Regions from separate parts of the Homo sapiens genome. Here region 1 is linked to region 2. A link is an interaction called in ENCODE POLR2A ChIA-PET data of the cell type or tissue named here. Cell type or tissue: Panc1. All regions are shown on one strand. Each heading gives the region's core, and the rest is flanking DNA. Links, peaks and the distances in the headings are about the cores only. Region 1 holds the start of LOC124900562 (small nucleolar RNA SNORA18). Region 2 overlaps LINC00578 (long intergenic non-protein coding RNA 578).

What was found. ChIA-PET counts read pairs that join two places held together with the same protein. Peaks named below come from ENCODE experiments on the same cell type or tissue, not always from the same donor. Only the 100,000 strongest peaks of a DNase experiment are listed, where the experiment ranks them.
Region 1: POLR2A ChIA-PET joins it to region 2 with 13 read pairs; 3 of 35 experiments call an interaction of 5 or more read pairs at or near these places.

The regions. Positions count from the first base shown.
Region 1 is chr3:177,614,944-177,630,714 of GRCh38, forward strand. It overlaps LINC00578 (long intergenic non-protein coding RNA 578), which reads left to right. Exons shown (of 4, transcript NR_047568.1): 3 at 14,474-14,612. It overlaps LOC124900562 (small nucleolar RNA SNORA18), which reads right to left and starts at 9,466; the gene lies at 9,339-9,466. In Panc1, for the core only: a CTCF peak has its summit at 7,730; no DNase peak of the experiment used is centred there; H3K27ac peaks cover 2,500 bases.
Region 2 is chr3:177,685,191-177,700,961 of GRCh38, forward strand. All of the region lies in intron 3 of LINC00578 (long intergenic non-protein coding RNA 578), which reads left to right. It also overlaps the pseudogene FGFR3P4. Among named protein-coding and RNA genes, the nearest start is that of LINC02015, 120 kb to the right of the region's middle. In Panc1, for the core only: no CTCF peak of the experiment used is centred there; no DNase peak of the experiment used is centred there; H3K27ac peaks cover 437 bases.

The DNA of each region.
Region 1 (15,771 bases), core at 7,071-9,570, 70 kb before region 2:
GGGATTTGACTGGTTCTTCCTTTGGTATTTTCTGTGATGTTTCTCCTTCATTTTATTGCCAAAGTCAGAGGGATTGTTATAGTATAGGCCTGAAGCCTGCTTTCAGGATCTGTGCAGAACCAACCAACCAAGAGAGCCTTTTATTTTGTCCCCCAGTTGACCTCCTTCCAGATATGCTGAGTCCATTTCCCTGAAATGACTGAGCGGGGAGAGGTAACTGCAGCTGTGTTTGGATACCTTCTTTCTCTCCCTTGGCTCCAGCCCAGGGAAACGCACACACTCTTTCACAATCACACAAACCACTTCATTATCATATTTTTGAGGATGTTGGCCAGGGGAAAGGGCAGACCAGTCAGTAGGCTGGAAAGTTAGAAATGTGTGTGTTTATTTTTCCCTCCCCTCTCCACTGTGCTATTGGAACTGGTATAGAAAGGGAATAGTCATTCACAGTTGCCCCTTTTCAGGAGGGTGAAGTTCAGAGGAAGAAATGTTTGCATAGACATTTGATAATCATAATAAAAAGACCATTAGAAGCTCATTGATTAAACAGTTACTGCAGATTTCAACTACAACTTAGAACTGTTTTTTTTGTTTTTGTTTTTGTTTTTTTTTTTTTTTTAGACAAGGTCTCTCTCTGTTTCCTAAACTGAGTGCAGTGGCATGATCATGGCTCATTGCAGCCTCAACCTCCTGGCCTCTTGGGCTCAAGCAATCCTCCTACCTCAGCTTCCCGAGTAGCTGGAAGCACAAGCATGTGCTACCATGCCTGGCTAATTTTTTAATTTTTTGTAGAGATGGGAGTCTCCCTATGTTGCCCAGGCTGGTCTTGAACTACTGGGCTCAAATGATCCTTCTGCCTCGGTCTCCCAAAATGTTGGGATTTATAGGCATGAGCCACTGCACCTCACTAGATACTTAGGTACTTTGGAAAGAGGAGCCCAGATGGGCAAATGTATTAAGGGTTTGTCATTTATGATTGGCACTAGAGCTGTATCACATAGTGTGGAAGAAAATTAAATTAATTCTCTCCCTGTAAATGTGCTTTGTAAAATTTTAATGTGCTATGTAAATAAGTTGGTAATGTTTTCAATGCATAAAGCTGTAGCTTAGATTCAATGAATGTTTATTTTTAACTTATGAAGTGAGATTGTAGCTCATTTTATGAAAGAGGCTAACAAACCTTTGGATGTATAAATTCTGATATATCTATTGAACAAGGTATATGTTTTATTCAATGATCCGATATTGGTGACCTACTATGTGAAAATTACTTGAATAATGATAGTGAATACTTTTATGATACTATGGTTTACATGCTGTTCTTACATGGCATTAATTTATTTTGCCTCTATGAATACTATCGGTTATCACCTCCTGCAGATGAGGAAACAAAGGTATGGTTGTCTTTGACTTGGTTTTAGCGATGGAATTATAGGTTTCAAAAAATAGCATGGGAGTGCAGAGGGAAATCTAGGAGGCAGGATCTGAGTTGTGAACATTAGGAAGTTGCTAGACAAATGCTACGGTTTGAACGTGTCCCCCAAAAGTTCATGTGTTGGAAATGTAATCTCAATGCAACAGTCTTGGAAGGTGGGGCCTCACAGGAGGTAATTAGGTCAGGAGGGCTCTATCCTCATGAATGGCTTAATATTGTTATTGCAGGAGTGGATTAGTTATTGCGAGAGTGGGTTTGTCGTAAAAGCAAGTTCTGCTGCATCACTGTCTTGCTCTTTCTCCCTCTCTGTCACATGCACTCTATGAGAAATACATTTCTTTTCTTTTCTTTTCTTTTTTTTTTTGAGATGGATCCTTCCTCTGTCGCCCAAGCTGGAGTGCAGTGGCCCGATCTCAGCTCACTGCAACCTCCACCTCCTGGGTTCAAACAATTCTCCTGCCTCAGCCTCCCAAATAGCTGGGATTACAGGCGCCCGCAACCATGCCCAGCTAATTTTTGTATTTTTAGTAAAGACAGGGTTTCACCATGTTCGCCAGGCTGATCTCAAACCCCTGACCTCAGGCGATCCACCCGCCTTGGCCTTCCAAAGTGCTGGGATTACAGGAGTGAGGCTCCGCGCCGGGCCTAATTTCTTTTCTTTATAAATTACCCAGTCTGTGGTATTCTGTTATACCAACACAAAATGGACAAAGATAACAAAGGAGGTAGGAAAGTACATTGAAATGATTCCACTGTCACAAACATTTCTAAATGCTTTTCCAATGTATATGTTTTAAAATTACTTTCAAAATATGTGGCACATTTTTCAGTATTCTCAATTGTGGCAAATCTTTGGATGTGAAAGTATATTTGAATGTTGGACAAAGTGAAATATCATTCACATTCAAGTTTAGTAAATGAAACCAGTTATTTTTTCAATATTGGCAAATGGCTTAAAAAATAATACTAATATTTTGCATGTGCTTCATATATAAATAGGTTCTAAAGCTAATACCAAAAAAGTCTGAAGAACATTTTCAGCTTATCTTACAACTAGAAGCCCAAATAATAGGAATATGAATTTACATATGCAAATGAAAACCAGCTTCATTTTAAAAGTTTAATGTGGGCATTAGATGTACTTGTGTATTGTGCTTCCAAGGATCTGTGTGTACAGCTCTATTATCATACACTGCATTACAGGTGGGTGTGAGTTCCACCTCCAGCCTGTGAGATGCCTGCAGGGAGCCATCCTGAGTCCTCCGAATTGACACAGTGTCTTTGGGGTAGGAATTTCCCAGTGAATGCTTACTTAAATGAATTCAGTAAGTGCGTTTTGATTTTTCCATAGATTGACACAGTGGAACAGTGGCTAAGAGATGATTCTTTACTATAAGCACCCTTCATAGGCAAAGTGGGAATGTGCTTATTGATGAGGTCAAATAATTCAGACTGCGGTTCCCACATTGGTCTTGAGTAGTGGATGGCTCCACTAAAACACTAGGTTTCATGGGTTTCACCTGTTTTCTGGTAGTTAATTTAAGGAGATGGTGCACTAAGACAACTTAGATGGAAAAAATAAATAGCAGCATAAAAAGCAAACTGTGATTGTATAGAACTGTGAGATAATATTCAACTTCGTTTCATTTATTTATTTATTTATTTAGTGACAGAGCGTCGCTCTATTGCCCAGGCTGGAGTGCAGTGGCACGATCTCACTGCAACCTCCGCCTCCTAGGTTCAAGTGATCCTCCTGCCTCATCCTCCTGAGTAGTTGGGATTACAGGCACCTGCCACCACTCCCTGCTAATTTTTGTATTTTTAATAGAGATGGGGTTTCACCATGTTGGCCAGGCTGCTCTTGAACTCCTGACCTCAAGTGATCTGCCCACCTTGTCCTCCCAAAGTGCTGGGATTACAGGTATGAGCCACTGCACCCGGCCTCAACTTGATTTTAATGTGTGGGTGAGAAATATATGTTCTCATGTACTCAGTTTTGGTTTAAGTGTATAAATGGACTTACACGTGACACAGGTTGGAAAGAAGCAGAACACTTTAGGCAACAAGGCACTTGATGAAGCACCATGGTACTCTAAGACCTTCTCCACTTTGTCCACATCCCACCTTCCTTTCATGATGCAGCTCTCATTCCACCTCCTTCCTGAAATCTCTCCTGACCTCTTCATTCTAATTAACATACCTTTCTCCGGACATCCAGAGCATCTCATCTTGCCTTTCCTAAGGTACTTTTTCCCAACACCTTCCACCTGGTTTAATACCTATCTGTATATATCTTCTCCTCCTCCCCACCACTATATATTATGCCCCACATGCGCAGAGTCTGTGTATCTACATCTTTGTCTCTTTACATGGTGTCTGGCACAGCACCTTCTTCAGAGTGGGTTTTCAATATGTGATTATTGAAAAGTAAATGAGCAAGATGGCCATGACAAAGCAAAGGAGTAATAAACAACTTCTTCCTAAGAGACGAAAGATATACAATGTTTTGCTTTGTGAATACACAGCCATGCAGGTCTAGAGAGAAATGCAATGTACGTTTATTTTTGTTGTGTTTATTTGTTCTTAGTCAAGGTGTCTAATCTACTATGCTGTTTCCTTATGCACAGATGGAAACTTATCATGCATAGGAGACTCTGAAGGAAATAATTTTTGTTTAAACTTTGCCTTAGAAACTTCAAGGGAATTCAGAACAGGATTTCTTTAATGATCTGGCTGTATTATATTACCGATTACCAAGCTGAAAAATGCTTGGCAGAACTTTTGGCTTCTGAGGTTTTGGATGTCTTCCAGGTAATCTGCCTCGGAATTTTGAAATACAAATAAATGAGTTCCAGTTCAAATTTTAAAAAATCTGAGCTGCTAGGCCTTTGTTTACCTTCCATCTGAACATTTTGGTACAGATATACCAACCAAGCAGAAAGAAGATAATCAGTCGACATTTCTGAGGTTATTAGTGGCCTTGGTTTAAAAGAACAAAATGAGAGTAAATGGTTTAAAACTTCATCATGTTTCTTCCTAGTAACTGGCTTCTGGTGTTGGCATTTATTTTCCAGGATGTTTTCTCCCAGTTTTTATTTGGGAGAGGAGGACGAGGGTGTTCTTTGCTGCTTTGTTTCTCCCAGAGGGAAGATTCTGAATGTTCCTTTGTTAAACGTTACACACGTAGCTTTTGTTTTACTTTCTTGTCTGGTAGCCAAGTATTTTTCAAGTCACTCAACATTCTACTGAGGCATGCTAGTCCACTGAATATGATTATAAAGGAAAGCCTAACATGACCTAAAAAGAGGGAGGACGGAGAGCTTTGGCTGTTGTGAGCACCACAGCTAATGAAGAAGCAGGATAATTTGCATGAGCGATATCCCTTCAGTTATTTCTGTAAATCTCAGAGCCAGTTCCTGTCAAGTTGTGAGGAAACAAACATTTTTTATTAAGGAATAAAAAGATAGGCCAGGCCCAGTGGCTCACACCTGTAATCCCAGCACTTTGAGAGGCTGAGGCGGGCAGATAGCGAGGTCAGGAGTTTGAGACCAGCCTGGCTAACATGGTGAAACCCCGTCTCTACTAAAAATACAAAAATTAGCCGGGCATGGTGGTGGGTGCCTGTAATCCCAGCTACTTGGGAGGCTGAGGCAGGAGAATCGCTTGAACCCGGGAGGCGGAGGTTGCAGTGAGCGGAGATAGCGCCATTGCACTCCAGCATGGGCAATAGAGTAAGACTCTGTCTGAAAAAAAAAAAAGAGAATAAAAAGAGAAAGAAGGAAAGCCCTTACTTCCACCCCCTAAACACACATGCGCACATTCCACGCACACATATATGTGTGTACATGCTCGGAAGTGAAGTGGTTTTTGTAGGATTTCGTGGCTATAACACCGTCGTTTATGTTCTGGGAGGCTGGGGTGAGTCAGCAAGTATTCTGAAAGGGAAAGACATGGTGGGGAGGATAAAACGGCTCTTCATTTTAAGAAATCCCTCTTATCAAGCCTACTATTAACTTGTTTCTTTGGCAACTACTATGCATTTGCTACGGAAATATATCCCCAGAATAAAATTTCCATGGAAGGAAAATAATAGCATCAAATTTTTCCTCCAAAGTTTCCGATACAATGAAATTTATTTGTCCTTAACTTTGGATTGGTGGAAGAAGACCAATACCTCTCACAATACAATTCAAAGACATGAGATGAAAACAATCTTTCTCACTTTACAATTTTGGATGACATGTTTTATTTAAAAACTTTTCGTTTCTGTGGGAGGTTTTTACAGGAAACTATCTTTAGTATTTCATATGACCATTGTCATTTGAAGATGATGCTGAACTTGTCTTCCCACTTGTAAGCTCTTCTTACAGACCAGCATGAAACAAGCAGCTTAGCCCATCAGCTAATGCCCAAACTGAGACTGGGCTGGCAGGACAGGTGGACAAGCCACCTGAAGCCTAGAAATGACCTGACCTCTCTACTCTGGTAGGTTCTGAGACAGCCACTTAGCTCTAGTTTCACCAGCATTCTTTTCGATATCTTGGAATAGAATAGGCCCTGAGAAAACTGTGAAACAAACAAAAATAATTTTTTTCCAGGAATATTTTATTCTGCCTCCTGCCTTCTTCCCTTCACCAGGTTCCTAGTTTCTTTACCTGTTCCTGGCCCTGCAAAGCCCTCATGTGTCACTGTTCTGGGTGAGAATCTTCTCTCTAAAGCATTTGAGACCCTTGCTCTTCCCTTTACCACCGCATCTCCAGACCCTAATTCCTTCCCTAGTGAAGACTTAGCATTAGATGGTGATGATATGAAAATAGGAGCAACTAACATTTGTCACATTCTTTCTTTGTTTATGGCCTTCGCTAAGCCTGGTAGCTGACCTGTCTCATTTAATTACTACAACCATCTTATAAGCTCTATAGAATTTTGAATTCCAGTTTTATTTCTGAGAGACAGAGGCACAGAAGCAAGAGTCACTCAGTTACTACACGGGAAACGTGGATTTTAATCTGGGTTAAGTAGCATTCTAGTTGAAGAGTATACAGTGGCAAGTGTGAGACAACCTGAGCATTTAAAAATGACTATGAATATATAAAACTCCGCAAGTACATAACTAGAAAAGAGAATGTCTTCCAAAACAAAACTCATTTGCCATCACTGGAGGTGATTATTACATGAATTGGTTATTCTGAGAATTGAGAATTAAAAATAATTAAAGATTTAATGTCTTTCTAGAAGATACTGAATTTCAGCATAACTAAATAGTTCTACTTGATGAAGGAAAACTTTTCTTTATTGAAGAATGTCAGCTGTGAATGTAGATGCAATAATACGGTCAGAAAGTCACCATTTTGCAGCCCTTGATAGGATGGAAATTCAAATAAGAACCTTTGACAGATGCTGAAACCACTAAAAGAAAGGTGGACAGGGACCATTGTGACAGACTTCCCCAGATGATTGCCAATTGAGTGTTGGGGCGGGGGCATAACTCTGCAGCAGAGGCATCTGTCCATCATCATCCGATGCTATGATGCTCTTGACACTGCTGTTGATGCAATGGCCAGTTACTGTGAAGATCCAAATGTGGTACAATATGAAGTTGCAATATCATCTATGAAGCATTCTTGCTGAAAGTGAATCTACTCAAGCCTTTAGTTAAAGTTTCCACTTCATAAGAAACACAGAAACTAGAGGAAAAACTTAATCAGCACCACAAGGAAATAAACAAATCCAGAAGGCAGATCATTCTATAGACTGATCTTGATTCCTTAGCAATTAATGTCATGGTACAAAAAGGGAGTAGGAAGGAGGTGTTTTAGAATTATATAATTAGCAAATGTTATTCATGATTTTTCGCAGGATACTAGTTTGAACAAACCAACTGTAGAAAAGATACTTTTGGAACAATTACAGAATTTTGAATATGGTATTAGGGAATTGGTAATATATTTTATCAGGTGTGATAATGCTATTGTGATTATGTAAAAAAAATCCATCTTTAGAGATGCACGCTGAAGTATTAAGGAGTAAAATACTATGACATGTTAACTTATTTTAAAGTATTTCAACAAAAACTGAAGCAAATATAGCAAAATGTCAATAGTCGTTAAATCTAGGTGATGACATGGAAGTAGGAATTTTTGAAAATTTTACAATTAAAACATATAAGAATGAAAAAAAAAAAAAAAAGAGTGGATTGGTCTCAATACAGAGAGCTCTGGATTGCAGTCCCAGCTCTAACCACTTACTTTTTGTAGGGTTTGGGCAAGTCGCTTCACCTCAGTACCTTCCTCTGCAAAAAGGTGGCAATAGCAGTGTTTGCTTCCTAGAATTGTTGTGGGAAAAAATGAGTTAACACAAGTAAGGAGCTCAGAACAATGATTGGCATGTAGTAAGCTTTCAACAAATGTTTGCTATAATTGTTTCATGTAGGAGGAGTCAGATGGAATTAGGTTTAAATCCTGGCTCTGTCTTTTATTAGCTATGCTGCCTTGGGTTGTTTGCTTAACCTCACTAAAACTCAGTTTTCAGTGGAAGTAATAATACTGCTAGGGTTGTGGTGGGATTAATAACCTAGCATATATAAAGTCACTAGCATATAGTAACCACTTAATAGATAGTGGCTTTGACTATCAGTGCTGTCAGATAGCTGTAATTTTTATGAGGCCTTCAATGCCCTACACCAACGCGCAGCTAAAACTGGAGTGTCCTGGCACTGTAGTTGTACAGGAGAACGCTGATAGATCTGCAAAGGGAGTGTGGGGAAGCCTCTGTGGTCTCCACTCATGTCAAGACAAACATCATGCCATATAGGTGGCTCCTCACTCTGTGTGTTTGGCAGAGGCCTTGCTTTAAGGATGGTTGGAGACAGCACATAGGGCAGGTACAGGAGAAGATCTGGGCTTTTTCAGGGTACAGAATGTGGATAAGACCCAGAAGAAAGGAAAAGAGATGGGGAACTAGGGAGTCTGGCTCATGTTTGTTTCCACCTTAACTTCTCTTGGAAGTTTGAAATAGTCCATGAAAGTGAAAGCACTTTTCATCACAGTCATCAACTGCTATAGGCATTTGCAGCCTGCAAATAGATTAATTTCACTGGATGTTAATTTCACTGTGAGGCTTTAGCCAGCACTACTGTTTCTCAACACATAGCCTTACCTGGAACATGTAGTGTTGCCATGTGCCCAGGGAGATAATTTAGGGACTAATAGGCCTTGAAAGAGAACGCGGCCACAGAAGATAGCATTTCTAATACTTGACTCTAGTGATTATATAGATTTTTAATGGCATCAATGGGGCAATGTGAAAATCTATCATTTTCTTCTTCTTTTTTTGACAGTGTAAAGAGGTGTTTTCGTTTTAACTGTGTGTGTGTAACATTAGGCAAAATTATTTAAAGTCAATAGATTTTTATTCAAGGAATTCCATGTTGTAAGTTCTTCCACTGTCCATCGAGGTCACTTTAGATCCTCTAAAGAGCTGGAGTCAAAATTTATCTTCAAAAGATTTATCTTCAAGTTAGCCCTTTTTAATGAAACTGATGCTTATTTTAATGCAGTTGTCCTGTCAGGCCATAATTCTTTGATTTTTGGCATCTGTCGTCATCTCCTTTTAATATGGCTATACTGATGAAGATTTCAAAATTTACCTTTGGAAAAATCAAGAATCTTTAAGATCTAATTTCTTCAACCAATTTACTTTAGGGTCATTTTTAGTGTAGGTGGATCTGCCTAGTTCTCAATGTGACACCCTCTCTAAACCTGAGTGAGTTCAAATCATATTCATTCCTAAGCGATCACACTCAAGAATAGTGCAGAGTGTGGAATATGCCAATACATAAGGTAAAAAAGTAAATTATCAGGTCTTTCATATATTTAGTAACAGTCTTTTTCATACTTGTAGCAACTGTCTTGTAGTTCCCACAGATCTAACAAGAGTCCTGTGAGTAAAGTAAAACCACAGAGTTAACTCTATGAGGCGTTTCCAATGATGTGCAGCCTACAGAAAAGTCCCATCGGGAAAGACCTCAAAAAATGTATCATTTCCTTTTGCACTCTGAGCCTCTCTATTTTTCATCTTCTGTCTTAACAGCTATCTTTTTGTTTCTACTTTAGACACTAAGAGACTTCTGGTCTACCTCTTTTCTCATTATTAAGTTCGGCTTATAGGAAAATGTGTACGCCTAGGCATTTACATAAAATCAAAGGCCTGAACACAGATCAAAGGATATGCATGAGTAACGGCGAGTAAACAGTTAAGAACAAACAAATCTAATCTAACAGGCCTTTATGGCTCTTGAGATGAATGTATGCCCAAGTTCACCAACATTGTTGTTTTTGTCTCCCTGGGCACAGGGAGACACCACGTGTTCCAGGTAAGGCTATGCAGTGGCATTCTGGCCAATTGGATATGAGCTGGAGCAACACGTGCCACTTGCAGAAATAACCTACATACGCTTCCTTTGTGTGGTCATCACGTTCTCTTTTCTGCCTTTTTTCTCATTAGCTACCTTGAAAGAACTTTAAGGGCCAATATGAGGGTGGAGCCACAAGATTGAAGGTGCCTGGGTTCATGAATGAATGTGGAACAGAGTCCCTCCATCCTCCCACACTGCGCTGTGACATGAGCAAGAAATAACAGTTTCACTATGTCAAGCTGCTGCAACTGGGGAGTTGTTTGTTATAGAAGTTAGACTACATCGAAATAATATATTCCTTTTGACTGACTTTCTTTGCAGCTGCCAAGGATAGCAGAGATGTCCTCTGCTTTCTAAATTACATGTTTGTTGATATTTTTACGATCAGGGACTTTTTAAGTAAAGAAACCAAGAAGCTTGTTCACTAGGCTTCAGTCACCTCACATGGAAGTCAGTACCTTCCTGTATAAACACTAGGGTCTGAACATTTGTTACCTTATTTAATCTGAGTACTCTCTTTGTGAGGATCTTGAGGGATGAGGAAACTGGGGCTTAGAGAGGTTAAATGACTTGGACAAGTTTCCACAGCCGGTGTTTTCTTCAGATCCAGGATTCAAATGAACATTTTTTGTTTTTACTTCAAAGACCTTGATCTTTTCACTACAACATACTCCTTTCTAAGAAAAGAATAGTCGGGAAAGAGACAGAATGCAGAGGGAGTGCATAAGGAATTTCTGGAGAGATAGCAAAACCTCCACAAAAGCTGACTACCAGTTTTAGTTCAGAAACTTACAAGACAATAGACCATAAAACAAAAAGGTAAAAAGGAAAGAGAATAATCATGAATCCCGATCATAAGATTGGGTTGCTGGGATCCCATATTCAAAACTTAGTTCAAAAATTTTTAGTGTTCCTCTAATCAGTTATTTAGGTTTAATTTAAATTGTTTAACAAAATGTTATTATTTACTCAGAATCTCTGAGTTTATTATACTCAAATAAGTGTCTTTTTTTTTTAACTTTGATTTTAAGTTCAGGGGTACATGTGCAGGATGTGCAGGTTTTTTCCATAGGTAAACATGTGCCATGGGGGTTTGTTGTGTAGATTATTTCATCACCCAGGTATTAAGCCTAGTATCCATCAGTTATTTTTCCTGATCCTCTCCCTGCTCCCACCCTCCACCCTCCGGTAGGCCCCAGTGTGTGTTGTTCCCCGCTGTGTGTCCATGTGTTCTCATCACTCAAATAAATTTCTTTTTATTTCAAGTTCTGGATCTAAACCCTAAGGGGTTTTAGGGGATATGTATTAGTCAGGGTTTTCCAGATCAACAGAACAAATAGGATGTGTGTGTGTGTGTGTGTGTGTGTGTGTGTGTATGTGTGTGTGTGTCTGTAGAGAGAGAGAGAGATTTTAAAGTAAGAATTGGCTCACATGATTGTGGGTGCTGGCAAGTCTGAAATTTACAGGGAAAGCCAGCAGGCTGGAGACACAGGGAGGAGTTGACATTGTAGTTTGAGTCTGAACGCAGTCTGGAGACAGACTCTTCTCTTCCTTAGGAGATCGCAGTCTTTTTTTTTTTCTCTTAAGGCCTTCAACTAATTGGATAAGGCCCACCCACATTATGGAGAACAATCTGCTTTATTCAAAGTCTACTGATTTAAATGTTAATCTCATCTAAAAAATATGTTCACAGCAACATCCAGACTGGCTTTTGATGAAATATCTGGGTATCATAGCCTAGTCAAGTTGACACATAAAAATAGCCATCCTAGGTTATTAATTACAAACATGTTCAAATCTAGGCAGACCCTAATGAATGTCTCTGGTTACTGGTTTGGTGGTACTCCTCCTGAATGGGACTGCTTCACTCCCGTCTGTCTGGTACGGAGAAAAAGAATGGCTATTGAAACCCACAAATACATGCTTAATCAAGCATTGAAGCAAAATTCCAAACACTAAAGTCAAAGAAATTTTAAATATCATCCAGCAGGTGAGCAAAAAATGTCTTGGATCATAGCGGATTGCCTTTTCTACCTCCACTGAATATTAACCCTCATCAGTGCCTGTTCTGCTCCCTCCCTGCCCAAAGAGACTTCTCAATGCCTATTGAACTTAAAGCTGCCATCACTTGTTTAATATTGAATTTTTCTCTGTAGGTGTTGGCCTCTGATATCCTTGCGGCTCAGCTGCAATGTATTTCAATCCTTTTTAATAATTCAAATATGTACCATGATGTTACATCCCATTCTAGTATTCTCTCATCTCTGGGTCTTTTCTTCCATTTCCCACTCCTCTAGCAGTAAAAGCTCTTGTGGCATTTGCATCCATGTACAACCAACAGATCATTAGTTTCATGGGAAATTGTCAGGTGGCAGAGCTTTCCTTTTGCACTACTCCTAGGACTATAAAAAGCACACCACAAGCATATTTCAGCAAAGCTAAAATTAAAAGTTTAATTAACAAAAATGCTACTTAATAATACATTTGGATCGATTTGGCTATGTCACATAGTAACTGCCAGTCATATCTGAAAAAACAGAAACGACAAATGACAAAATGATATAAACCTCTCAAATCATCTTGTGGATGGATCACTTTGTGGTCCAGGAGTCACAGTTCCACAGCTCTCACTGTACTTGCTTGAGTGTGTTGATCTAAGACCCCTTTGGCACCTCTGCATCAAAGTGCCTGTTCCACCCCTTCCTGCAGCCTTCACATGCCTCCGATGCTGGAGGGCATGCAGGAGCCCTCTCTGCAGCACTCCTCCTTCCTATTTTAGATGCCTACGACCAGCGACATGAGACCTGCGCTAGGATCTGCCACAATCGCCTCTGCTGATCATCTGTGCAGCATAACATCATTGGAGAGTAGGAAAGGGAACTTAGTTTATTTTGTGGTGGTCAAACCATCTTTTTCTGCCCTCTATTTTATTCTTGGGATGGTGGACTATTTCCTGATCCATCTAGAAAATAGTGGACTTATAATCCTTTCTTATTCTAAAATCCAATGAATATTATCTTCCCAATGTAGGTTATAAAGTTTTCGAAATCACAAACTGTGTTCCATATTTGTTGAGTATCTTCACATAGTAACATTATATACTTTTAAATATTTGGTGGGTGTTAGGGGCTCAATTTCTGTTGTCCTGAGTGATTTTCTGTCAAATTAATAATTGGACTGCAAATGGGTAAAGTGTATTAAAAAAAAATCTTCTTACAGAATGTTAAAGACACTCAGATTTGATTGAGAGACAGAATTTATATAAATAAGAAAATGTCTTTGAGAGAAAAAATGTTTCTAACTATTATTTTTTTTCTGAGAAGGGAGATGTATTAGTCTGTATTCATGCTGCTGATAAAGACATAACTGAGACTGGGCAATTTACAAAAGAAAGAGGTTTAATGGACTTACAGTTCCAAGTGGCTGGGGAGGCCTCACAATCATGGCAGAAGGCAAGGAGGAGCAAGTCACATCTTACATGGATGGTGGCAGGCAAAAAGAGAGCTTGTGCAGGGAATCTCCTCTTTTTAAAACCATCAGATCTCATGAGACTCATTCACTATCATGAGAACTGCACAGGAAAGATCTGCCCCCATAATTCAATCACTTCCCACCAGGTTCCTCCCAGGGCACATGGGAATTGTGGGAGTTACAATTCAAGATGAGATTTGGGTGGGCACACAGCCAAACCATATTAGAAGAAGTACTGAAGAGTCACTCAAAGCAAGTAAATGTCATGTGTCTGAGTTACTGTTAGATACTCTTTGAAGAAGTCTTTGAATAAAGAGTACATTTCTGGAACATGTGGTTAGTCAGGTGGTGACTAAAGTGGTTGATCATGGACACAACTGACTGCAGGCTCCACAGAGCAGCTTTTGGAGTCCAAGATCACTGCCAAAAAAGAACAGAGGGATGGGAGGGTCCTTTCTGATTATAACTGTAAAAGCAACTTATGCCTCAAGACTTTTAAACGTTTTGCCCATAATTTCATGAAAAGTTACTGGTAGAATGGTGGCTAGCTCCAGCTATTTTTTTTTTTCCCCTAGGGCGATGTTTGTTCTCTACACTGCACTAAATGGAGAACAGCTCCACTGCTTCTTTTCTCTTGAGCACATTGTCTGTGAACCAATGTTTAGGTGGGTTTTCAGCGACAATCAAGGTGTCCCTCCAGAGTGTCTGGGGTGCAAGAAGCAATGACAGGAAAGCAATCTCGGAGAAGGAAAGGAAAGCAAATGGGAGAGCAGGAGGAACAAAGAGGGGGAAGAAAAAAGATACACAGAAGAACCATCTATTGATCTAGAATGTTTGGAAATGTTTATTTTGGTTGACAGAAGGCTGCCCTTCATCTCATTCACAGTCAAACAAGTCTTAAAGATGTCATTTAACACCAAAACTAAACTGGGCATCAGTTAATTTGTTTCATATCATGATCAAAGTCTTATGATTTTAACTTCTAGTTATTATTGTGAATCTCTAAGAAAAACTCTGGTTCTATTGAGTCCAGATAGATGGATTTTACTGCATTCATTGTATACCATGGACAATTGTTTCAGATGCCATTTGTTGTCCCGAGTTGTCATGTCCTAGCCTGCCTCACTGGTTCCAATCTATTATTTCAACAGAAAAGAGAAAACATTTCCATGGAAGAGGAAACAGGAAATTCCAACAGATCAGCAACAGTTGGAGTGCTAACCTGTCACTGGAATGGGAAAAAAAATGCTGTCGTTGACACATCTTTTCCTTGTTTTTGACACAAATTAGGTAACTCACTGTCTCTTCACAAAATTGATGGGGGTGTGAAAAATGTCTATGCAGTATATAGAGATATTCATAACAAAGACTTATGCTACGAAAAATGTCCTTTGTTCACAATAGAAAGAATAACTCATGCTTTACATAATTTGCACATATATATTTTGTTGTTGTAAATCCTGGTTTGCTCACTAAGCTGAAGTTCATTTTCTCACCATGATTCTTGAGCCCAAAACTCTGATGAATCAAAAGGATCAAATATTGGGCTCCTACATTTTATGTGCAGTAGTTGTGCAGTTCACCTCACTGGGTCTGCATTAAAGCCCCCACTTTAATGAAAAGGATTGTTTCTTATTCTCAAAAGCAATTTTGAAATTCGGACTCAGAGACTTTTTATTCCTATGTTTTGTGTTTCTTGAAAGAATAATCCCAGATATAAGGATAATTACCCTATTTTTGATTATTTAAAAATATATTCAATATTCACTCAAAAATACATATGATTTCTGGTTTCGATAATTGTATTAGGGTGATATATAATGTTAATCCTAGGGGAAACAAAGTGAAAGGAATGGAAATGTAAAAAGAAAAATATTTATTGACCTGCTACCGTGGGCCAGGAATTGTGGGAGGTACTTGGTATACAATGGTAATTAACCAGACAGAACCAATAATTCCCTCCTCTCCTCATTTAGTTATGAAGTTGTCATTTAATCATACCAAAGTCTTTTTCACTGCAATTGAAGGTAATTTGTATTTTATTCTCTTCTAGAAACCTTGATTTTACTACTTACTGAGCATTTACAGCATGTTAAGCACTTATTCCTAGGTGTTTTCCATATTTGATTATTTCATTCTTACAAGCACCGACTGAGTAAGTGTTATTACCCACAATTTGCAGATGAGGAAACAAATGTGAGTAAGTTAAATTAGTTACCTCATATATAAAGTGGCTGAGGCCGGGCACGGTGGCTCACACCTGTAATATCAGCACTTTGAGAGGCCGAGGGTGGATACTTGAGGTCAGGAGTTCAAGGCCAGCCTGGCCAATATGGCAAAACCCCATCTCTACTAAAAATACAAAAATTAGCCGGGTGTGGTTGAGCGCCTGTAATTCCAGCTACTCAGGAGGCTGAGGAAGGAGAATCACTTGAACCTGGGAGGCGGA
Region 2 (15,771 bases), core at 6,869-9,368:
ATAGCATCTCTTTCCATTCTAGTTTCAAGCCTAGGAACACACTGAATAAATCAAACGTGTTCAAGAGGACACTGTGTCCTTCAGGATGACCTGGGGAAAAGGAGAATGTGGTCAGGTACATCGATGGTTGTCCCTTTGGAGGGACAGAATAGGGGTAGAGTTAGAGAGCTGGTTTTATTTGGCAATTCTACCCATGACCACAAATGAAGCCTCAAAGTTCAGTTATAGTTTCTCCTATTCAGATCAAGATAAGGACAAGAGGATAACCCTTATAAATGGTAACCACGGGTGTCCATTAAAATAGCTTCCTATTTGCTGTCTTTTGCTTCTCTGCCAAGTGAATGAATACGGTAAGTGCCTGACTTTTTCAGGCTAGTCAAATATTCTGTCCTGTTTTTCCCTCATAGTCCCTAAAGGCCAATGTTTTGTCATTCAAACTCTTTGCTTAAAGATAGCCCAAGGGGAGTCTCAGAAGCCACACAAAAATTTTCTGTGACATACCAGGTTTGATTTTTGGTTTAGAAAATATATGCTTAGAGTAGAGAAATAGCCTTCACACATTCTTCTTAAGAATGATATCTTCAGTGTTAGTTATGAGAACACATTTCATTGCAGCTTCAGATCCAGAAACCTCTGGCCACTCAGTTCTCCTGCAGTCATGGTACCTGGCAAGCAGGTTGCAGATAATTGGCCTGTCTCCCTAGGGAATATGTGCTTTATTTATTGGTAATATGAACTCAAAATAAAATAAAGAACAAAGTTTCAATGGAGCCATTCCTCTCCCCCCCCATGATGTTGTTAATAATAAATGAGGCCCAGAATTTGGTTCAAAACAGGGTTTCTGGAACCTACACTCCTACAGTCAGTAAGTGGACCAGGTTCTTTTTCAGTGCCAGCATCTTCTTTTATACTGTCTTAATTAGGTTATTTGAGGGTAATAAGGACACCTGTGCCTTTCAGCGGAGTCATCCAACAATGCGCTTCCACCAGGCCCAAGGAAACATAGGGGCAGGTAGGGTGGGATTTGAAGGCAGTACCAGCTCCAGCAGATCAGGGGCCACCAGGGCCCAATGGCGGGAGCATGAGTGCAGTAGCCTTGTTCTCCTTTGTTCTTTCCTTTCAGGACCAAGTAGAGGCTCACAGCAAATCAGGTGGGATACAACCCTGACACTTAGAGAATATTTACTGCGATCCAAGTACTTTACCTTAGCCCTTTGAGAATTTGCTCATTTAGTCCTCCAAAGCTACCTGGTGAGGTAGGGACTGTTACTACCTATCCCAACTTAAAGACAAGGAAGCTGAAGCACAGAGAGATTCAATGACTTGCCCTAGGCTATAGAACTGTGAAGTGCCAGAATTGAGGTTTGAACCCAGTTGGTCTAAGAGAGAGAGAGAGTATAGAGCTCCCTCCTGTGTTCCTTGGATCCTAGGGAACTATGCCACATTCTACCCACTGGACTGTACACCCCACCCCATGTCATTTTAAAGGGCAATGTGACTTGCACCAGGAAGCAAAAGACTGGGAGCACTGCTTTCCATCGCTCTGTGGCATGATTTCTAGTGGTGCCCTTCTCACCCCCAGACACTCCCATGATGCAGGAGGTCCCTTCCCCTGGCTGCTCCTGGACCAGGCCACAGCTCAGGCTGAAACCAGGCTGTCTCTGAAAATAGAGGACGTAGGCAGAGAGGTGGCTGGATTCCTTCCGCGCCAAGCAGGCACAGTGCCGCCCCCTCCTTGAAGAACTCTGCCTATTTTCCTTTCTCCTCGACCCAGTGGGCGAAGGAAGTTGAGTCTTCAGGCAATTCTTCATTGCTGTTGAAGACGGAGTCTTATTCTAGAGAGTTGAGAGTGTGAGCATTTACTCTGGGGTATGTTTCTAACAAACTCTGAAAGGTCAGCCTGCCCTTCTTGAATAAAAGCGTTGGTTTTTACCATATGCATGGCCCTGCTGTCTCTCTCTCCCTCTTTCTCTTTGTGTGTGTGTGTGTGTGTGTGTGTGTGTGTGTGTGTGTGTGTGTGTGTGTGTGTGTGTGTGAAGAGTTGCCGAAATAAGAAGAAAAAAAAATCGGGCACTTCACTGAGAATATCTTAATAATATTTGAAGTTGGGCCTGTTTGTTGTCTGAGTATAAAGCATACATGATGTAGAATGATCAAAACAAAAACTGCTGTCCTATTCTGAATTTGAGGTCATTTTTTCTCTGTCAGTAGGTCTGGTTTTACTTGTCAGGAGGGACTGAAGAAAGCACAGGACGTAAGTTCCTCCAAGAGCATTCTTGGAGCAGCATCTCATCGCTGTCCTTGGGTGTAGCCTCCCTTTTGTGAGGTTCACTCCCTCAGCTGGAGGATGAACCACAGTGCTGCTGCAGACCTAGCTGATGTCACAGTTGTTCAAAAGGTACATTTTCTTACCCTGGGGGGTAGAGCAACGTGGCTCCTTCAGTTCTATGAATGCTCCTTACAGCCAGTCACCCTCCCTCCATCAGAGCAGAGCCGAATGCAGCCCTCAGATCCAGGCAAATCCAAAGCCAGTCATTCCTCAGAGCATCCCTCCACCACGCCACTTGTGCCCTGGAGGTCCTGTGCACAGATATATATTCATTCATATATTTGTATAAGTGTGTGTGCACATGCACACATACACACATGTAATATATATCTGGAAGAACAAGGCCCCATGTTTATGCAAATAGTACTCAGATGAGTGACACATACATATTTTCCTTCATAAATGGATTGTGAAAAGGAAAACTACTTCATAGAAATAGTAAAAGAACTGAGAACAATGTTTTCAATTTTCTGGGTGGAAAGTCATTTTCCCAGATTAAATTGTCTGCTACTACCTTACTGGCTGGGCTCTCTCAGGCTAGAATTCTTGGAGTGCCCTTGAATTCATGTCTGTGTTTTGGATGCTTTATTAATGTGTATGTGTGATACTTCATTGCTAGAATTTGGTAAATATTAACAGATTAATGCTTCCTTCCCTCTTTTCCTTTCTGTGGACCTCATCTCTCATAACTCCTCTCTGTTCTCCCCACCTTGGCCTCAGAGACAAGAACACTTATTGCTTTGTTTTACGGCCATCATGAAAATAGACATTGGCTCCAGCATAGTGTAGTATACAGAATTTTAATGAGTACAGAGCAAGCAGTTCAGTCCTTCACTCCGATATGAAAGGGGTGATGTCAACCTATCCAGGAAATATTGAATTGATTTTAAAACTGCTGTAAGGGTGAATAAATCGGTGGTGCTGTGCATTAGCATGAGACTGCCTGCACCCACCCATGTCTCCCCGTTTATTTGTCTTAATGCTAGGATTATTAGAAACCAGCTGAATAGGTGCCCTTCAAAATACAGATCGAGGGATCAGAGAATGTTGATTTTTTTTAAGCCTAAATTTTGTAACTTGGCATTATCCTAGACATATTTAGCTCCCTATTTGCGTATTTTCTTTCCAATTCTAGTATTCGGTTCATTTATGAAAACTGGGAACCGTGCTTTTCCATCATCTCTTTTGCTCCTCTCTCTTCCCATCTCCCTCTGACAAGTTTTCTGAAGCATGTTTTGGTGCCTCAGTAAAAAGGGCACTATATAATGTTTTATTTGTTTCCCGTTCTGCTATATGAAATGAAAAACCCTAGCATCCAGTGTGTGAAAAGCTGCCATTGTGAGCTCTTTGCAGGAAGAGACACTATTCAGGGAGACACAGTCTAATATCAAAGCCAGATAAACTCTCTTGATACCAAAAACCAAACCAACAATAAAAACTCCAGCCCCAGTGCACCACCAAATGAACAACTTCTTCTCTCAACTCTCTAGAATGTGGTTAGGTTTTTAGATTGATACTGTTATAACCATTTGCATTTCTTTTTGCGACCTTCTTTACACCTTGCTGGTTTCGCTCGTGATTTGCTAGTTAGTTAGCAAAGATTTCTAACATTCTTTGAAGAATAAACATACTACTTGTTGCAAGGCAGCATTATGTAACATTAAGAAGATCAATTTAATTCTCCAAGCTTCTTACAAAAAAAAAAAAAAAAAAACCCACTTTTTAAAATTCACCTGCAATGACGTCAGAAATTTTGTTAACCTTTTCAGTAACTAACCTTAGTAACTCAAAGTTTTGATGTTTTGCTTTTTAGTTGATTCCATAGATAATTTTCTACTGGAGATAATTCTCCATCAATATTCTCTATCAATGACCATTACTATAAAGACCATTCTCCTCCCATTCAAGCTAAACTCAAAATTTAATCCTTTGTTAAGCTCTATGATATATACAAAAAATACAGGCCCTATAATTTGTCCTCAAAGAGCTTACAGTATGCATAAAACAATCATTCATAATATAAGACAGGATCTGACACATCAAGTGAGTAGTGTTGAATAATCAGTGTCCTGGGAGTGAAGAGAACCATCTCATTGTGGGTTGTCATAGCTCCCAAAAGGGGTCCAGTGTGGGGCGGGGAGGGGGGAGTGGTTAAACTTCAGGTTGGTCTTCAAAGGATTTATAGTCTTTGTCGAGGTGGAGTTCATTCTAGGTTGAAGGAAAGCTGCCAAATACAGAGGTAGGTATGCTTGATACTGTTTAAAAGTTACTGCATAGACAGGCCTTACTTTAACGCTAGGATCATTCAAGGTTAGGTAAGTTTAGAAAAATACAAATTGTATTTAGCTTATAAAGAAATAGAATATTTTATAATACCCACAGGTACCATAAAATGTAATATTTTATAATACCCAAAGAAGAAATCATTGGATCCTTTATTTCACCACTTTGAAAATGGCAGAAGAGTAATCTTTGTTGGGTAAAAGGATCAACCGATCTACAGTGCAGAAATTATGTCACGATGGAACAAAGGGAAAATAGGACTCAAACTGTGTCTGGTGTGGGAGCAGCATCTGCCTACTCCTTCCTCTTTTCCAATAATTACAAAAGAAGGGGAAAAAAAACCCAACTCAAATCTGTCAAAATGCCTTCCACGTAGCGTTGTTCAATACATACTGAATGGATATATGAATAAATAACCATTTGGTTGATGAACCCAATAAAATGAAAAAGAGCCATCATGTAAAGCCTAGAAGGAAATTGCCTTCATATAACCCACTTTCTACTTCATTAAAAATTAATTCACTTTTATCTACATATGACATGAAGCTGGACAAAGAAATGGATCCTTTTACTCTACATTTGAAAGACAAATGAAGAGCACAGGGAGCAAACTAAAACAAAACAAAACAAAACAAGGCAAGGCAAAAGCCTGATATGTTCCACATGTTAACAAGCTAAAATAATGTATCGCCGATTGGTTGTCCCTTGGGGAAAAAGTAGCTAGACAACCTCTTAAAGAAGTACATTTCAGTGTTTTCCAGGTGGCTTTTACTCTGTACGAACCCATTCTGCTGAATGGGGGATACATATTTACAGGCTGCTAATACTCAGCTGATAAGAAACCATACCTGAATTATTTCTAAGTGTCCTGGGAGCCCAGAGGTAGCTGAAAGCATCTCTGCTTAGATGTCACTCTCAATCAATTGCAGCTGTTACCTGAGTGTCATTTGCCCATAATCAGGGAATAGAACTTGAACCTGAATCAAGCTTCTATTTCCTTGCACGTGAAATTCGGCAAAACAACAAAGAGCTAAATAAAATATAGTATTAGCAATGTAATGGTTGCCTTTTAAAGAGATGAGGTAATATAATAATAAGTTTTGGACCAGTTACTCAGAAACCAAAATTGATTTCTAATCTTGACTAGTTTTCTTTTGACCATTCCTGCAAATGTGGGTCTCCCTTCAATGAGGATTTTATTATTGTCATGATTACTAGATGATGGTTTATATATTGTTGCCATTTGTAAGCTCTTTAGGAAACTCAGGGGACATGGATTAAGCTTATTTTTTTAAATAGAAAATATTACTCATTTTTATTATGCAGGTTCCTCTTGAAGAATGAAATCCTTGGGCTGCCATTAGGAACTGCATGCAGTTAAGCCGTATAACCTCTCTGATTTTTAGTTTCTCCATCTATTTTATAAAATAAAACATTGAACTAAATTATCTCTAAGGCCTATTCTATTATTTTTTATATTATTTTCTAATCCTATGATTTTAATATGGTTTCCATCCAAATTGGCAGTGAGCTCTAAAAGTTCAAACCTGAGGTATGGTAGCACGGTTGCCTTGGTTCATCAACATGTATACTAAGTGGGCTTAAACACGACAAAGCCTATTCACAGGAGTACAATATGACCTTGTTTTTTTTCAGCCATTTGTCCTATTTGGTTACAGAAGTGGTTTCCAGACCAGCACCGGCCGCATCACCTGCAGATTTGTTAGAAATGAAAATTTCAGACCCCGTCCCAGACCTACTAAGCCAGAAATTCTGGGAAGAGACCCAGCTTTCTGAGTTTTAACAAGCATTCCTGGTGATGCTGATTCCTGTTAAAGTTTAAGAACGCTGCCCTAGAGGTTAAAGTTGCAGGTTCAAACTCTGAAGTAGCCACTGATTTAATTCTGTACCCTAACCTTAACTCACAGTATTATAAATAGAGCCTCCATTGTTCATCAAAGATTGGGGTACACTGCTTGGCCAGATCAGCTCTACTGCACCTCGCAGATCTTGAATGATTAATTTGTGTTTTAAAGTGTTTTTCAATAAGCCTTCAAGGGCATCTATTGCTTTGATTCCCAATTCCATACAAATGAAATCTTTTCTTCAATCACTCCACTGTGTCACCCTATCATCTTTGGTTAATCCTGCTTCCTCACTACATACTTCACTCATTTTTGTTCCTTATCACCTCCATAGCTTCTCTATTGCCTAAAATACAGTCTGTATTTTCTTGCTAACAATCCAAATGCATAACACTTGGAGATACTTACCATCTCCAAGAAAGCTGTCATTAATCCCATCCCATGGGTACTTCTTGAAAACCCATAAGCCACATCACCTGGAGCACCATTCCTCAAATGGAACACTACAACCCAATCACCTGAAAGAGGTTTTAAAAATATAGATTCCTGAGTTCCACTCCAACCAACTTACTGAATCAGAATCTCTAGGGTGCAGGATCTCTGTCTTTAACCAGATTCTCAAGGGATAGCTGGGCAGCTAGGTGAGGTGTTTGGAAATTACTGAGATGGAACAGGGGGTGGCAAACCTATTTTGTAAAGGGACACAAGGTAAATATTTTGTAGTGGTGGGCCATACAATCTCTCTGACAATGACTGAATGAGGCTTCAATCTCAGGTTTGCTGTTACAGTGCAAAAGCAGCCATAGACAATATGTACACAAATGGGTATGGCTGTGTTTCAACAAAACTTTATCTACACAAATAGGAAACAGGATGGTAGTATATCGAACCCTAAACTAGAATGTTATTTAATTGGATAAAAATGAACTACAGTGTCTAAAATGTTACTCTGCACTCAGTATGTGCTTTTGAAATGAACTAATAAAGGAACCAAAGTAATGTAGCTGTTGGAGTATTATACATTTGAAATAGATAATTATCACATGATAATGTTACTGTAGTCATATGTTGCTTAACAATGGGGATACATTTTGAGAAATGGGTCGTTAGGCAATTTTGTCATTGTGCCAACATCATAGAATGTACTTAAACCTAGGTAGCATAGCATACTAAACACTGAGGCTATACGATATAGCCTATTGCTCCTAGGTTACAAACCTGCACAACATGGTTATATATTGAATACCATAGGCAGCTATAACACAATGAAAAACATTTTTCCTATCTAAACATAGAGAAGGTACAGTAAAAATATGGCATAAAAGACAAAAAAATGGTATACTTGTACCTGCAGGGTAGTTACCATGAATGAAACTTGTAAGAGTGGGAGTTGTTCTGGGTGAGTGAGTGGTGAGTGAATGTGAAGGACTAGGACATTACTATACACTTCTGCAGACTTTATAAATACTGTATACTTAGGACACACTAAATGTATTAAAACATTTTCTTTCTTTAAATTAATCTGAGCTTACTGTAAATTTTTAAACTTTATAAACTCTTTAATTTTTAAAAAAGCCTTTTTACTCTTGTAGTAACACTTAGCTTAAAAGCCAAGTACATTGTACAACTATATAAGAATATTTTCTTTTTGTATCCTTATTCTATTTTTAAAATCTTTATTTTTACTTTTGCAACTTGTTGTTGTTAAAAACGAAGACACAAGCACACACATTAGCCTAGGTCTATACAGAGTCAGGATCATCAATATTACTGTCTTCCAACTCCACGCCGTGTATCTCAGGGAGGTCAGAGGCAATAACATGCACAGAGCTGTCATCTTGTGTGATAACAGTGCCTTCTTCTGAAATGCCTCTTGAAGGACCTGCCTGAGGCTATTTTACAGTTAACTTTTTCCTCTAATAAGTAGAGAAAGCATACTCTAAAAAAACAGTAAAATATGTAGGGTAGTAAATATATAAACCAGTAATATAGTGGTTTATTATCATTACCCAGTATAATGTGCTGTACGTAACTATGTGCTAGACATTTATACAATTGGCAGCACAGTAGGTTTGTTTACACCAGCCTCCCCACAAACATGTGACTAATGAATTGTACTAGGACATTGTGATGGCTGCGGTGTCACTAGACAATAGGGATTCTTCAGCTTCATTATAATCTTATGGGACCTCTGTTGTATATGAGGTCCGTTGTTGACTGAAGTGTTTTAATGCAGTGTGTGACTGTCTGTAGATGATCTTGAATAAAATCGTGCTGACATATGGAAACTCTTGGTGGTCTGGGGAGAGGGATAATGGGAAGCATGGAGTAAACAATGGGATTCTAATTTGGCCTGCTGATTTTCTTGGTTTTGCATCTGCAAATTATATTCTACCTAATTGACTTACCAACAAAGGGTTTGTTGAGGAGTAATTTGTTTAATGTTTTAAAAATGTTACATAGATGCTAAGTGTTATTACAGATATAGGTTTCTAAGGAAGAACCAAAAATAAGCCACACTAAAGCTATGTTTTTTATTCCTGAGCAAAAGCTTTAGTTAAATGTCTCCTGGAAAGTGGCACTTTGCCCCCAACTCAAATGTCACTCTTTTCTCCTGTTTTACTCAGGAAAACCTCAAATACATCGTGTGGGTGATACTGAAGGATGTCAGGATCAAAGTGCATTTAAAGTTGCTAAGAGGAAGCAGATGTTCTTAGCTGGGCAAAAGATTCTCAGAGTTTCCAGTGAAATATAAACTTCTTGAAGGCCCCATGGGATCATGCCTTAAAATGTCGTGCTTTTGTTTATGCCTCCCATATGCAAAACAGTGGTGAAATGTGTGGTTCTGTGAGAGACAGAGGAAAGTAAATGAGCTAGAAACAATAAGGAACTCTGTACTTCGAAAAAAATTGGAACGGATGTTATCCTTAAAAAAAAAAAACACTAGAGCAGATAAGAATAGTCATTTCCCTCAATTCTGTGTGTGTGTGTGTGTGTATGTGTGTGTGTGTGTGTGTGTGTGTGTGTGTATACATATATATATCTTTAAAGATCTATCTCTGAATTACCCTCTTTGGCTGGATTACCAATTAGTTTTCTTCAAGACTTTCTGCTCTCGTGTATTTCCAAATAGAAGTTTCTTCTTAATTCCCCCATGAATTGTAACTTTTTCACTACAGCTGCTAACCAAGAAATAGTTGCAAAGGAGAGAATAGTTGGTGGCTTTTAAGCTTGTGCTGAAATCCATATGAAACTAATGCTTTGAAGAATGATGCCAATGCAGATAATTATATTTTCAGCCAGAAAAAAAGGTAAAAAGACCTGCATTCCTCCCTGATCACAGTGGCATCGAGTAGTTGACCCTATAGAGAAATGCTAAAGAAATGTAATGTTTTGTATATCTTATTTTCTTAAACTTGAGGACAATGTAAGTCCAGGGAGATGAGATATCATACAAGATTCAAGACCAGCCTAAACATGAGAAGGGAAGCTAGGAAACAACTTGAACATTCTTGGTTCTTGAATTTTTGTAGAATGATGTATCTATTGAGGTCAAAAGTTAGAGTGAAAAACTTGTTTTTTATGTTTACTCTTTCTAGATAAATCATTGAAGAATTAATTGGTCAAACTTGAAGTATAATTATAATAATGATTATGGTGTTTAAATACACAAGGTATTTTATTTGCCATATACTTTGTGGAAATTTATAAATTTAGGAATAGATTCTGGTGTCATCATTGGGAACTAAGGCAAGTATGAATAGGTTTAGAGAAAGAGAGGACTGATCTTCTTTGAAAACCATAGGATATTTATTTATCTTTGAGCTTGTAGGAAGGCCGGCTGGCTTGCATTTTGTGGGGTGGAGGGAGGAAAGTTTATTTAGGATATGCCAAGCAACTACATACGTAAGTAATAACAGGTATCTTAGACTAGAAGCAGCTCATCCTAGGAACCAAGTTTTAACCACATTTCTGTATACAGGCCTGACAGAGAGATGGTAAAGATCTTTTGCATGGATGAATGCCTGCCTATTACATATGAGGTCACAGGGCAGAATTAATGGCTCATCTTTGAAATAGTGGCTGGTTACTGTCTTGTCTTTTCACTTCATCCCAAGAAATTGGATGAATTATTCCACCTTGTCAAGAAGAGTGTCGTAGAGTCATAGAATGTTAGAGTTGGGAGGTACTCTCACTACTTCATTTTTAAGAAAAATTTAGGTTAGTGTAATGCTGAAGTTTGGGCTTCTATTGATCCCATCTCTCCTATTGAACATAGTTTCCAATAGGAGATTTTTCAGTCCTTTCATCTCTCATCCTCTACCCCTTTTTGGATTCCCCAGTGTCTATTGTTCCCATCTTTATGTCCATGTGTACACAATATTTAGCTCCCACTTATAAGTGAGAACATATGGTATTTGGTTTTTTGTTTCTGTGTTAATTCACTTAGGATAATTGCCTCCAGCTGCATCCAGGTTACTGCAAAGGTCATGATTTCATTCTTTTTCACAGTTGCATAGCATTCCTATTCCATAGTATGTACGTACCAGATTTTCTTCATCCAGCCCACCATTGATGAGGACCCAGTTTGGTTCCATGTCTTTACTATTGTGAATAGTGCTGTGATAAACATACAAGACCAGGTGTATTGTTGGTAGAAGGATTTATTTTCTTTTGGTTATGTACCCAGTAATGGGACTGTTGGGTCAAATGGTAGTTCTAGTTTTTGTTCTTTGAGAAATCTCCAAACTGCTTTCCACAGGGTCTGAACTAGCTTGTATTCCCACCAATAGTGTGCAAGTATTTTCTGTTCTTCACATCCTTGCCAACATCTGGTATTTTTTGACTTTTTAAGAACAGTCATTCTGACTGGTGTGAGATGGGTATCTCACTGAGGTTTTGATTTGCATTTCTCTGATGATTGGTGATGTTGAGTGTTTTCTCATATGTTTGTATGTTTGTTGACTGCCTGTAAATCGTCTTTTGAGAAATGTCTGTTTATGTCCTTTGCCCACTTTTCAATGGGGTGATTTGTTTTTTTCTTGCTGATTTGTTTCAGTTGCTTATAGGTTCTGGATATTGGTCCTTTGTCAGATGCATAGTTCACAAATAGTTTCTCCCATTCAGTAGGTTGTCTGTATGCTCTGTTGATAGCTTCTTTTGCTGTGCAGAAGCTCTTTAGTTTAATTAGGTCCCAATTGTAAATTTTTGTTTTTGTTGCAATTGCTTTTGAGCACTTAGTCTTTGCCTCAGCTGATGTCCAGAGAGTATTTCCTAGGTTTTCTTCTAGGATTTTTTTGTAGTTTGAGGTCTTAAATTTGAGTCTTTATTTCATTTTGAGTTAATTTTTGTATATGGTGAGAGGTAGGGGGTCCAGTTTCAATCTTTTGCATATATGGTTAGCCAGTTTTCCCTGCACCATTTATTGAATAGGGGATCTTTCTTCCATTGCTTGCTTTTGTCAACTTTGTTTAATACCAGTTGATTGTAGGTGTGCAGTTTTATTTCTGACTTCTCTATTCTGTTCCACTGTTCTCTGTATCTATTTTTATACCAATGCAAATTTACTTTGTCTCATAATTTTATAGTGGATCTTAAGGTAATATGTTTGTTAAACAGGCATATGAAAAAGTGCTCAACATCATTGATCATCAGAGAAATGCAAATCAAAACTACAATGAGATATAATCTTACCCCAGTTAAAATGGCTTATATCTAAATGTCAGGCAATAACAAATGCTGATGAGGATGTGGAGAAAAGAGAACCCTTGTACACTGTTGGTGAGAATGTAAATTAGTACAACCACTATGGAGAACACTTTGGAGGTTCCTCAGAATAAAAATTGAGCTGCCATATGACCCAGCAATTCTATTTCTGAGTATATACCCAAAAGAAAGGGAATCAGTATATCAAAGAGACATCTGCACTCCTGTGTTTGTTGCTGCACTATTTACAATAGCTAAGACTTGGAAGCAACCTAAGTGTTTATCAACAGATGAATGGATAAAGAAAATGTGGCATACATATACAATGGAGTGTTATTCAGCCATAAAAAAGAATAAGATCTAGTCATTTGCAACCACATGGATGAAACTGGAGGTCACTATGCTAAGTGAAATAAGCGAGGCACAGAAAGACAAACATTGCATGTTCTCACCTATTTGTGGGATCTAAAAATGAAAACAATTGAACTTATGGACATAGAGACTAGAAGGATGGTTACCAGAGGCTGGGAAGGATAGTCGGGGACTGTGGGGCAGGTGGGGATGGTTAATGGGTACAAAATAATAGAAAGAATGAATAAGACTGCTGTTGTGCTATTTGATAGCACAATAGGGTGACTGTAGTCAATAATAATTGTATATTTTAAAATAACTTGAAGATTTGATTGTTTGTAACTCAAAGGATTACAAACAAAAAAGGATTTAAAAAGATCACAAAAAAAGATTGGATTGTTTGTAATTCAAAGTGTAAATGCTTGAAGGGATGGATACCTCATTCTCCATGATATGCTTATTAAACATTGCATGCCTGTATCAAAACATTTCACGTATCCCATAAATATATATACCTACTATGTACCTACAAAAATTAAAAATAAGGCTAGGTGCGGTGGCCCATGCCTGTGACCCCAGCACTTTGAGAGGCTGAGGAGAGCGGATCATCAGTTCAGGAGATCGAGACCATCCTGGCTAACACGGTGAAACCCTGTCTCTACTAAAAATACAAAAAAATTAGCTGGGTGTGGTGGCAACCATCTGTAGTCCCAGCTACTCAGGAAGCTGAGGCAGGGGAATTGCTTGAACCTGGGAGGCGGAGGTTGCAGTGAGCCGAGATTGTGCCACTGCACTCCAGCCTGGGCAACAGGGCAAGACTCTGTCTCAAAAAAGAAAAAAAAAGAATTCATGTTTGTTAAAAACATGAGATTGATAATATTAGATTGATGCAAAGGTGATTGTGGTTTAAGACTGTGAATTTTGAATTATTGTAACTAGGCTCAAACATATCTTTATTAATCAAAATAGAAACCATTATAATCAATACATTTTTACCAATGAGAAATACATTTATTTATTCCGGTAGTGTAAAAATCTCTGCTTTGGGATTTGACAAACTCTTGGAAAGCATTTTCTGCATCCTGCTGGTTGTGGAAGCATTTTCCCTGCAAAAAGTTGTTGAGATGCTTGAAGAAGTGGTAGTCAGTTGGTGAGAGGTCAGGTGAATATGGTGGATGAGGCAAAATTTCAAAGCCCAATTTGTTCAACTTTTGAAGCATTGGTTGTGCGACGTGTGGTTAGGCATTGTCGTGGAGAAATTTGGGCCCTTTCTGTTGACAAATGGCAGCTGCAGGCACTGCAGTTTTTGGTGCATCTCATTGATTTGCTGAAGAGACTTCTCAACTATAATGGTTTTGCCAGGATTCAGAAAGCTGTAGTGGATCAGACTGGCAGCAGATCACCAAACAGTGACCTTGACCTTTCTTTGATGCAAGTTTGGCTTTGGGAAGTGCTTTGGAGCTTCTTCTCAGTCCAATCACTGAGCTGGTCATCACCGTTGTCATATAAAACCACTTTTCGTCACACGTCACTATCTGATCGAGAAATGGTTCATTGTTGCATAGAATAAGAGAAGACAGCACTTCAAAACAATGATTTTTTTTTTTTTTTAATTTTCACTCAGCTCATGAAGCATCCACTTACTGAGCTTTCTCACCTTTCCAATTTGCTTCAGATCCCGAATGACCATAGAGTGGTGGACGTTGAGTTCTTTGGCAACTTCTAGCTTCTAGTGTAATTGTAAGAGGATCAGCTTCAGTGGTGGCTCTCAATTGGTCATTGTCAACTTCCAATCGCCGGCCATGATGCTCCTCATCTTCAAGGCTCTCATCTCCTTTGCAAAACTTCTTGAACCACCACTGCACTGTCACTTTGTTAGCAGTTCCCGGGCCAGATGTGTTGTTGATGTTGCAAGTTGTCTCTGCTACTGCATGACCCATTTTGAACTTGAATGAGAAAATTGCTTGAATTTCCTTTTTGTCTAACATTATTCCCATAGTTTAAAATAAATATAAAATAAACAGCAAGTAATAAGTCTTTAGCAAAAAACTGTAAAGCATGAAATGTGCATTAAAATGGTGTATAACATAACCACATTTATTTAAGAATGAATCCCAATATCAAATGGCAAATTTCAACAATGCAGAAGCTGCAATATCTTTTGCACCAAAGTGCAAGCTTGCCAAGGAATCAGTATGGGAATTCAGAGAGCACAGAGTTACAGAGAAAGAAGTAAATGTTTTTGAACAGATTATGGGGGACAGTAATCACCAGAATGATTCTCACTTTTATGGATTGACACATATATTCTTACTTCTGAAGGAGCTGCATCTAACTTCGGACTTTGGTTCAAAGCAGATGATGTATAAACCAGCAGCAAGTTCATATCCAGGAGAACTGCTCACTGCAAAGGATTTCGCCTCATGGCTGGTGCCATAATTTTGTCTTTCATAGGCTACTCCAAAACTTCTATCATGTTGGTAGATTTCAATGAAGCAGAGCCCCAGGTGCCCACTCCTGCCCGACCCCCAATACGAGCCGGCAGTGGTGCCCACCTTGAACATGCTGAGGTAGAAGCTGCTGGGGCCTGCCTTCCTGCCATTCACCTCCAGGTGCTACGTTACCGTACATCTTGCAGTGGAACTCCACTTTGCTGTCCAGCACTGCTGTCTGGTTGGCCGGTAGCCCCCATGCAGAATAGACCCATGAGAAGATGTTCTGGGAGTGCAGGTGGGTCTGGGAGCTTCCCTCCTACCCACACCTGCAAGGTCCAGTGTGTGCATCCTCTGGATGCTACTGAACTTGTGCAGGTGTAGTGGCTGCCATCCAGGGGCACCACGTTCTTCATGACCAGGCTCCACTGCAGGTGCCACAGCATGATTCCCTGATTCGATGCTCTCCATGGAACTCCTTGTGCTCTTCAGCTGGAAGATAGAGGGAGTGGGGCTGCCACACAACGGAAGCAATTAGGGTTGGTGGCCAGCAGAGCAGCTTCTTCACCATCCAGTAGGGCTGAGTCCAGTAAGGGTCCCCTGCTGTATTTTCAGCCTCGTCCTCCCATCTTCCTTATCTCCCCAGGATGGAGCACCTGTCACACACACATTGACTAGGCACAGCACATGCTAGGTGAGCTGCTGCCAACAGATATTGGCCTCCTACAGCCTGGTGAAAGGCATTCAGCACCTATAGCTGCTGGGGCCCCCACCGGGATGCAGTCCAGGACACCAGCTTTGCGTC